Regions from separate parts of the Homo sapiens genome. Here region 2 is linked to region 1. Evidence: chromatin contacts called from ENCODE Hi-C or POLR2A ChIA-PET data. All regions are on one chromosome and are shown on one strand. Each heading gives the region's core, a stretch centred on a gene start or an enhancer-like site at or near the end of the contact. The rest is flanking DNA. Distances are from core to core; before and after follow the strand shown.

Region 1 (5,210 bases), core at 1,684-4,183:
ATTATTTTGCTCTATATGGTTGCCAACTGAGGTCATTCAGTGGTTGTCTTCCCCCTCACCTAGTAGATGGGCTGCTCTGGACAGTCCAAGATGGCTCATTCACATGTTTGATGCCTTGACAGGGCAGGTGGATGGCTGGGCTCAGCCGGAACTATTGACTAGAGCCTCAACACATGGCCTTTCCAGCATGCTACCTGCTTTTTTTTTTCTTTTTAAATGATATAACATTGTCATTATGAATCTCAGTTCCTGTAATACTCTGATGCTATCAGTCTTTACTGGGCTGTGTGGCACTGTTGCTTGTACTCCCCAGACCGCTGCTTTGAGTCTTTTTTTTTTTTCCTTAATTTTTTTGCTTTATAGGCTGATTCTCAGCTGGGATCTGGAGCAGTACATTTGCTGTGTAGGTGACATCTTAATATATTAGGCATTTAATTTGCTATGTGTAAGCTGCCTTGCTGGGCATAACCGGGTGCTATTTCAGAAACTTAAGCCTTAAGGAAATCCTGCAATATGTGACAACATGGATGAACCTGGAGGACATTATGCTGAGGAAAATAAAGCAGTCACAGAAGAACAAATACTGCATGATTCCACTTATATGGGACATCTAAGAGAGTCAAGCTCATAAAAGCAGAGAGTAGAATGGTGGTTGCCAGGGCATATAGGGAGCAGGAAATGAGGCATTGCTGTTCTGCAGGTATAAAGTTTCAGTTATGCAAGATTAGTAAGTTCTGCTTTATAACATCGTGCCTTATTAATACTAATAAGATATTAATACTACTGTATTTTACACTCAAAATTTTGTTAACGTACATCTCGTTAAGTTTTTTTATTGTAATTTTTTTTAAGAAACAGATTTGGAATTAATCATTTGAGATAAAAAGGCAGGAAAACATCAGAACTTAGTGTTTTTCTGTTTATTTACCCCATCCCCATATTCTTGATAAGACAGTACATTTTGGGAGGGGAGAGTATGGGGACAGGGTAGGGTCAGTGATGAGTCCAGTTGGAAGAGGGGCTAATAGACTTGACTTGAAGCTGTGCTGCATAATCACCCTGTTTTTGCTTGTATTATGTTTATCTGGAGTGACTGACGGTATGGTAGCTAAGGCTCCCCAAGCTATTCGTTGTCTCACTGTTTAGGATTGGGGATCATATGCAGTCAACTCCCCATCAGTACTGCCTCTCCTTGGAGTCTCTGGAATGGCCTTTTAATTTACATTTGTCTTCTTGCTATTCCTCTCCTATCAACCTGTTGACATTTAAGGCTCTAAGATGATATTTTTTAGTTTGGATGTCTTTGCATCATATTTATGTATTTATATTGAAACTCTAACCCTTTACTGTAGATGGGGTAATAGTACCTAGCTCAGAGTATTGTGAGAATGCTTAAAGTGCTTTAGAAAATGTTAGCTATTACTGTTACTGGATAACCATCTTTTAAACTTCCTTTTTTAGAAACTGATTCAGCAGTACAGAAAGAACTTAGAAACCAGACACCTGCTCCATCTGCAGCTCAAACTTCTGCTCCCTCTAAGTACCACCGAACTCGATCTGGGGGAGCCAGGGATGAACGATATCGATCAGGTGAGGAGAAGCTGCAGAATGGCCAGCTGAATCGTTTTCCTAACAGTAGTATGAACTGTGTATCCTGAGAGCTTCTAATACTTGTCTTTTTTTTCCCTATGAGGCACCAACAGTTTTATATTAACTCATTCACCAATCATTTATTTTGTACCCTACTATGTATCAGGTATAGTAGGTACTCAATAATTTGCTGGAAATGGAACAGCACATAAGACTGTTTCCGGCTGGGCGATGTGGCTCACGCCTGTAACCCCAGCACTTTGGGAGGCTGAGGCGGGCAGATCACTTGAGGTCAGGAGTTTGAGACCAGCCAGGCCAACATGGTGAAACCTCGTCTGTACTAAAAATACAAAAATTAGCTGGGCATGGTGGTGGGCACCTGTAATCCCAGCTACTCAGGAGGCTGAGACAGGAGAATCACTTGAACCTGGGAGGTGGAGGTTGCAGTGAGCTGAGATCCCACCACTGCACTCCAGCCTGGGCAACAGTGAGACTGCATCTCAAAAAAAATAAAGACTGTTTCTGCCCTTAAGGAATGTAACAGTTTAAGAAGAGAACCAGACAAGCATACAAGCACAAAGGCCATGTGAATAAATAAGTAAATAAGAAAGTGAAGGGTTGGGTCTTGTGGGTGGTACTAGGAGACCTCAGTGGATTCTATTGGAAGAGGCAGGCCCTTCTGTGTTTGCCAGAGTTGTTGCATAACTAGTCTCTCTTAATTGATGGAGCTGAAAGAAAACTCACAATGAAATTTCAAATTAGTTATTTCTTCTAACCCAAGAAGTACCCACAGGAAGGGAAGGAGCAAGGTGTGCCTGCATGGCAGCGGGAGCATGCTCCTGCTTGTACTGTGCTTGGGACCACCTGGCGGCCAGTACCAGGTGTGTGGCTTTGATAAGCAGAGGAACGACTGGTAGATCCCTAGAGCACGTGTGGTGCAGCAGGCCCTTCCCATGCCCACTTCCTGTCCGCTGCACCAAGAGTAGTCTCTGCAGCACATTTCTTGTTTTAAGAAGTGGCAGAATTAAGCAAAAAGACTAATGGGGATATTATTTATTTTCTTCAGATTTTTGTCTTCTTTGTACTGACCAAGGTTGCCTTAACATTTTCTTGAACTGAAAAACACAGTCTATATCACATCCTCTCAAAAACTGCTTTAGAGAAAATGAGAAAAGGACACAGTTGAAGAGCTACATCAGCTATTTTGTGAGCTGATTTTACTAGATACATATTTTCACACACAGAAGGAGAAAAGGATGAGAAATGTTCAGTCGGGAAAAAAAAAATAGAGGTTGTAATTTTATACCTAAACTGGTCTTGAGTGATAGGAGAGGCTTGCTCAGAGAACAAAGACATCCAAGCTGAGTCATGGCAGACAAACAAGAGTTAGCCAGGGAAATAGTGTTCAGAACTTAGAATGCAAGGGTCAGAAAGAGGTGGGAGATGAGGCTAGAAAGATTACCAGAGACCAGATCTTGTGGGATCTTGAATGTCACTGAAGGATTTTCAGCAGAGCAGTAACATCATCAGATTTGTATTTGTTCCAGTAGCTCACTCCAGCTGTAGACTGCAGTGCCTGGCACAGGGCCTTCCATATATAAGAGCTAAACAGATATTTTGCAGAAAGAAGGGAATAGAAGTATTTACTAGTAGGCCAGGGTGGTGGCTCACACCTGTAATCCTAGCACTTTGGGAGGCCAAGGTAGGTGGATCACTTGAGGTCAGGAGTTCGAGACCATCCTGGCTAACACAGTGAAACCCCATCTCTATTAAAAATACAAAAAAATTTAGCTGGATGTGGTGGCAGGCGCCTGTAGTCCCAGCTCCTCGGGAGGCTGAGGCAGGAGAATGGCGTGAACCTGGGAGGCAGAGCTTGCAGTGAGCCGAGATCGTGCCACTGCACTCCAGCCTGGGCGACTGAGCGAGACTCTGTCTCAAAAAAAAACAACAACACATCGTGGTTACTAGTTAAGGAATGGATCAGAGAAAGGGAGGGCTGGAAGTAGCAAAGCATTCAGGTGCACCCCTTTGTTGCCAATCACCTGAGCCTCATTTTCCAGCCACCTAGTGTTGCCTTTTCAGGCTGGAGCCCAGGTTCAGCAGCAGCATGTTCCAACCTGTCCAGAAGGGTTTTTAGCCGTCACAGCTTTCATCCCTGGCCTTCTGGGAGTTTCTGTGTGTGTGTGTGTGTGAGTGTGTGTGTGCGTTTTGTTTTTTTAACCTTCCTTTTTCTTTGTTTTTATAGCATGTAATAAAGGATTATTAAGGATCCAAAAAGGTGATTTTCAATATTCTATATCCAAGCCAATCAAATGTAAAAAAGTTTTTTGTGAGCTCATTTAGTACTATAAAATTTTGAGCTTCACCTGTTAAAACCCAGCTGTGATCTGTAGTCCCTGCTGTTTTGCACCATTGCTTTTTGATTATCCCAAGTATTAGAAAGCGTATGCTGTGGATCAGATACTAGTCAGCTGACTGTGGAGATTGTTGGTTAGGTGCAGGTATACTAGAGAGTTTGTAACAATTGTATGTTAATCTCACTGGGAGTTTTTCTGTGTGTGTGTGTGTGTGTGTGTGTGTGTGTGTGTGTGTGTGTGTGTTTTAAAGGATAGTAGCAAAAAGTAGGCCAGAACGAGGTGAAGTAGGGGAGAAAAAGTGATTTAAAAACCCTGAAGATATTGAAAGCTATGAGGGTCCTGCAATCCTATCAGGAGGGGAACATAAAAAGAGGATGCAAGCATAGACTTTGGGTGAAAATCAAATTTTTCAGTATATTAGGAATTGCTCAACTAAATAACGAAAGAAAGCTCAGGATGTGAAAGAAATTGAGTCTCTGAGAATTCTGGCTTCTCCGAATAAGAAGAAATCAGCAGGGGTGGCTCATGCCTGTAATCTCAGCACTCAGGGAGGCCGAGGCAGGAGGATTGCTTGAGAAGAGACCCGCAGCCCCTGCAGAGGTGGAGCAGATAAGTAGTGGAGGTTGATGGGAGCTGACCTTATATCTGTTTGCTACGCCAGTCATAGAAAGGGTTACATTTACATGTCATGTGCAAAAATAGCTGAAGAATTTAGGGTATATTTAATAAAAGTTGCTAGAATTCAGAATAAAGTGATGGCTATGTAAGAAGGATTTTATATTAATGCTGGTAAGTGTAATTATAAAACACTTTCTTATTTGATGGAGGCTTATTAACACCTATAACATTTCAACCAATCATAATCAAATCTAAATAGACTTAGTGTTCACATTTCAGACACAGTATAAAGAACTTACCTTTATTCAGAGTTTAGATTATCTGACCTGATTCCATTCTTTGTGCTTTAGCCAAGAGGGAGCTTAATTTCAAGTATACTACCTTATTAGTATATTTCTTTTTCCTGCACATCCAGGCATGATTCACCTCCCTGCACACACATAGTATGGTCTCAAATGTAGAAAACACAAATTAATGCCTGAGATGGAAAGTGATCTTATTGTAAGTCATTCTGACTCCCTTGATGTTAATCTCTTGAGAAGTTAGGTACCTCAAACAAAACAACAAAAATAAAACAGGACATTAAGGGAGTATTCGTATTACCTTATTCAGCTCAAACATGAATACTGGAAAATGATACCCAGC
Region 2 (5,210 bases), core at 1,942-4,441, 340 kb before region 1:
AATAAATAAATAGTAAACTGAATCCAGCAGTATATTAAATAGATAATATGTATGCATGATCTAGGTGGATTTATTCCAGAATATAAGAGTGGTTTCACATTAAAAAACAAAACCAAAAAAGTATCAATGTTAAGTTGCCTATTAACAGATGGGGGTATCATCATCTCTAAAGATGTAGAACAAGCATTTGAATTTATCACCCATTCATGATAAAAGCTTAGCAAACTAAAAAGGAAAATTTCCTAATTTGTTAAGGGGAATCTACAAAAAACTTAAATTGAACATCATTCATAACATTAAACTTTAGAAAATTTTATCTAAAACTAGGAAAATATAGGGATGTCCACTATAATTACTGCTTCTATCAGCATTTTACAGGAAATTCTAGACAGGGCAGTAAGTCAATACAAAGAAATAAAAGATATAAGAACTAAAAAGGAAGAAACATTGACAGAGAATATGCTTGTCTTTGTGGAAAGCTCCAAATTATATAACCGTAAATTATTAGAAATAGTAATTGCACTTAACAAGGAAGCTGGGTTTACGATCAACATACAAGGCCGGGCACAGTGGCTCACGCCTGTAACCCCAGCACTTTGGGAGGCCGAGGCAGGTGGATCACCTGAGGTCAGGAGTTCGAGACCAGTCTGGCCAACATGGTGAAACCTGTCTCTACTAAAAATACAAAAATTAGCTGGGCGTGGTGGCAGGCACCTGCAATCCCAGCCACTCAGGAGGCTGAGGCAGGAGAATTGCTTGAATCTGGGAGGTGGAGGTTGCAGTGAGCCGAAATTGTGCCACTGCACTCCAGCCTGGGCGACAAGAGCAAGACTCCATCTTAAAAAAAAAAAAAAAAAAAAAACAAGGAGGCTGGGTTTAAGATTAACATACAAGGCCGGGCATGGTGGCTCATGCCGGTAATATATATATATTTTAGATGAGACCTTGCTCTATCACCCAGGCTGGAGTGCTATGGCACAATCATGCTCCACTGCAGCCTCAACCTGCTGGGCTCAAGCAGTCCTCCCCCTTCAGACTCTCGTGTGGCTGGGACTCCAGTGATGCGCCACCATACTTCAAAATATTCTATCTTGGTAAAGAAACTGGGAAAAGTAGAGTGAAAATAGCTAAAAGTTTTAGGTATTGTAGTTGTCAAAAACATCGTTAACATTTTCCAGATCCTAACATTAAAAGAACACCACCGAGCTAGGTCCATTGGGTAAGAGGACTACGTGGAACACTGAACCATGTTAAAGAATGTTGGCGGCCAGGCACGGTGGCTCACGCCTGTAATCCCAGCACTTTGGGAGGCCGAGGTGGGCAGATCACCTGAGGTCAGGAGTTTGAAACCAGCCTGGCCAACATGGTGAAACCCCATCTGTACTAAAAATACAGAAATTAGCCAGGCATGTTGGCAGGTGCCTGTAATCCCAGCTACTCAGAAGGCTGAGGCAGGAGAATCGCTTGAACCTGGTAGGTAGAGGCTGTAGTGAGCCAAGATTGAGCCATTGCATTCCAGCCTGGGCAGCAAGAGTGAAATTCCGTCTCAAAAAAAAAAAAAAAAAAAAAAAAGGATGCTTTGGAATGAAAATGTACAATGCCTTCCCAAGGAGTGAGAAAAGGTCAGCAGTCTCATCCCGGCCACATCCTTGTGGCAACTGACCTCATCTGGAAAGCAAACTGTTTATTCCACTCATTTAAATGTGATGGAAGTTCATGACAATTGAGCTCTGGGAGCTGGTTCTAAAAGAGTCATCCACAGATTCTTTACCCTGAAAGGAATCCCAGATGTGTTCAGTTTATCTCCTTTCATTGGGAGATTTTTTTCATTAGATTTATTAGGGAAGTATAGTATTGTGCTTTAGGGTTGCTTAATTTGTTTTTGTTTTCGTAATTAATAGACAATGTCAGGAGCTGCTAAACCTGGGTTTTTGTATAGCAGGTGAATAGAATTAGAACCATGGCCAGGCGCAGTGTCTTACACCTGTAATCCCAGCACGTTGGGAGCCTGAGGCAGATGGACTGCTTGAATCAAGGAGTTCGAGATCAGCCTGGGCACATGGCAAAACCCCAACTCTACAAAAAAATGCAAAAAGTAGGCAGGGGTGGTGGCACATGCCTGTAGTCCCATCTACTTAGGAAGCTGAGGCAGAAGGATCATTTGAGACTAGAATATGGAGCCTGCAGTTAGCTGAGGTCGTGCCGCCATTGCACTCTGGCCTGATGACAGTAAGACCCTGTCTCAAAAAAAAGAAAAATAATTAAAACTATGAACTTTAATTAGTTCATTTACATAGCAGAATTGGGAGCCAAGGCTTTGGTTTCAGCACTCTTGTAATTATAAATTACTACTTGAAATAAAAGCTGACCATATTTTAAAAATATTTATTTCTGTTAGGCAGTTCTCTTTTTTTTTTTTTTTTGAGACAGAGTGGTGTGATCTCGGCTCACTGCAACCTCTGTCTCCCAGATTCAAGCAATTCTCCTGCCTCAGCTTCCTGAGTAGCTGGGATTATAGGCACTTACCACCACACCAAGCTAATTTTTGTGTTTTTAGTAGAGATGGTTTCGCCGTGTTGGCCAGGCTGGTCTTGAACTCTTGACTTCAAGTGATCCACCCACTTTGGCCTCCCAAAGTGTTGGGATTACAGGCATGAGCCACCACGCCAGGCCAGACAGTTCATTCACTGAGTAGCTAAAGTAGATAAAAGAAGAAAAGATATCGTTTCCTTTTTTTTTGAGACGGGGACTTGCTCTGTCACCCAGGTTGGAGTGCAGTGGCGCGATCTCAGCTCACTGCAAGCTCCGCCTCCTGGGTTCACTCCATTCTCCTGCCTCAGCCTCCTGAGTAGCTGGGACTACAAGCACCCACTACCACACCCGGCTAATTTTTTTGTATTTTTTAGTAGAGACGGGGTTTCACCGCGTTAGCCAGGATGGTCTCGATCTCCTGACCTTGTGATCCACCCTCCTCGGCTCCCAAAGTGCTGGGATTACAGGCGCAAGCCACCGCACCTGGCCCCGATGTTGTCTTCTATAAGTAACTTTCATCCTAGTTGGAGATAATCACCACATACTTGCAAGAAAGACTTTATCCTTATCCTCTTGTTCTGTCTTCTGCTTGAGGCTTTGGATAAAGGCAAAGCCCTTTTAAGCCCAAGCAGGACAAAGTCCAAATCTGAAAATTGCACTATCCTCCAAAGGTCTTTACCTTCCAATGAGTCAGATAATTTTGGATCATTCCCATTAATGAGTCATGCTGACCAAATGTAGTTTTTGTGTATTTCTTGCTACAACTTTTAAATATTCCCTTCCTTCCCTTTCTACATTTGTTGAGTGACTACTGTGGAAACAAGACTCAGAAAGTTAACAGGCTCTTGTATAAAAGTATTTTAGTAATTTAACAAACTAGTGTTGCTGGGCGCGGTGGCTCATGCCTGTAATCCCAGCACTTTGGGAGGCCAAGGTGGGCGGATCACCTGAGGTCAGGAGTTCGAGACCAGTCTGGCCAACATGGAGAAACCCCATCTCTACTAAAAATACAAAAAATTAGCTGGGCATGCTGGCAGGTGCCTGTAATCCCAGCTACTCAAGAGGCTGAGGCAGGAGAATCGCTTGAACCTGGGAGGTGGAGGTTGCAGTGAGCCGAGATCATGCCATTGTACTCCAGCCTGGGTGACAAAAGCAAGACTCCGTCTCAAAAAAAAAAAAAAAAGAAAAGAAAAGAAACTAGTGTTATCTGAGCATTGACAGCAAACTATATACTCAAGGATCAATTTTCTGTTTTAATAAAAAATCCAAATTTTTACTTTTAGTATACCATCTGTGATGGTTTTAAAACCACAAATTCCAGGCCGGGTGCGGTGGCTCACGTCTGTAATCCTAGCACTTTGGGAGTCTGACGTGGGTGGATCACGAGGTCAGGAGTTCTAGACCAGCCTGGGCAATATGGTGAAAACCCATATCTACTAAAAAATACAAAAATTAGCCAGGCATGGTGGCTCACACCTGTAATCCCCGCTACTCAGGAGGTTTAGGCAGGAGAATCACTTGAACCCGAGAGGCAGAGGTTACAGTAGTGAGTCAAGATCACACCACTGTATTCCAGCCTGGGCAACAAGAGTGAAACCCCATCTCAAAAAAAAAAAAAAAAACCCACAAATTTTTTGATGCTTCTCCCTATAAAATGTGAAACGCCCCTCCCCTTGAACATGGGTGGGGTTTATGGATTTTCTTTTTTTTCTTTTTCTTTTTTGAGATGGAGCTTCGCTCTTGTTGCCCAGGCTGGAGTGCTATGGCGCCATCTCGGCCCACTGCAACCTCTGCCTCCCGGGTTCGAGCAATTCTTCCGCCTCAGCCTACAGAGTAACTGGGATTACAGGCACCCGCCACCATGCCCAGCTAATTATTTTTGTATTTTTAGTAGAGGCAGGGTTTCACCATGTTGATCAGGCTGGTCTCAAACTCCTGACCTCAGGTGATCCACCCGCCTCAGCCTCCCAAAGTGTTGGGATTACAGGCGTGAGCCACCGTGCCCGGCCTGGACTTTCTTCTGAGTAAAAATGACAGTATGTCACTTTTTTTTTTCTTTTCATGGCTCATTGCAGCCTCAACCTTCCAGGCTCAAGTGATTCTCCCACCTCAGCTTCCTGAGTAGCTGGAACCACAGGCAAATGCCACCATGCCCAGCTAATTTTTTTTTTTCAGGGATACGGTCTCACTATGTTGCCCAGGCTGGTCTTGAGTGCCTGGGCTCAAGGGATTCTCCTGCCTCGACCTTCCAAAGTGCTGGGATTACAGGTGTAAGCCACTGCGCCTGGCCTGACAGTGTGTCACTTCTAAGACTAGGTCATATAAAGGCATTGTGGCTTCATCCTTCCTCTCTTGGACCATTTATTGTGGATGAAACCAGTCATCATGTCATAAGGATACTCAAGAAACTTTATGAAGAGGTCCCTGTGGCCTCTAGCTAAGAACTATGTGAGTGAGCTAATTTGAAGGCAGATCCTCCAACCTCTTCCCCTACCCTCTACCAAGCTTTTGGACGACTGCAACCCCAGCCAACATCTTGACTCCAATGTCATGAAAGACCCTGAGCCAGAACCTGCCAGCTAAACTGCTGCTAAATCCTGACCCACAGAAATTATGAGATGTATGTATGTTGTTTTAAGCTACTAAATTTTGGAGGTAATTTGCTATGCAGTAATAGA

What was found. Hi-C counts contacts between places; a loop is a spot of excess contacts on that map. ChIA-PET counts read pairs that join two places held with the same protein, here RNA polymerase II (POLR2A). Pooled maps may share reads with other maps.
Region 2: POLR2A ChIA-PET joins it to region 1 with 11 read pairs in BJ. The contact joins two enhancer-like sites. A Hi-C loop is called at or near these places in 1 of 168 maps with a recorded cell type or tissue (PC-3) and 3 of 50 pooled maps. POLR2A ChIA-PET finds 5 or more read pairs at or near these places in 1 of 52 experiments (BJ).

What each region holds. Positions count from the first base shown.
Region 1 is chr12:50,639,263-50,644,472 of GRCh38, forward strand. It overlaps DIP2B (disco interacting protein 2 homolog B), which reads left to right. Exons shown (of 38, transcript NM_173602.3): 3 at 1,462-1,590. Among named protein-coding and RNA genes, the nearest start is that of ATF1, 120 kb to the right of the region's middle. RefSeq lists an enhancer at 1,420-1,469. Within about 2 kb of position 2,934, at least 6 of the 41 ENCODE cell types and tissues checked have a DNase peak (open chromatin) inside an H3K27ac peak, as active enhancers do; they include PC-3, where a contact is called at or near this core.
Region 2 is chr12:50,301,225-50,306,434 of GRCh38, forward strand. No RefSeq gene overlaps it. Among named protein-coding and RNA genes, the nearest start is that of LIMA1, 20 kb to the left of the region's middle. Within about 2 kb of position 3,192, at least 3 of the 41 ENCODE cell types and tissues checked have a DNase peak (open chromatin) inside an H3K27ac peak, as active enhancers do; they include PC-3, where a contact is called at or near this core.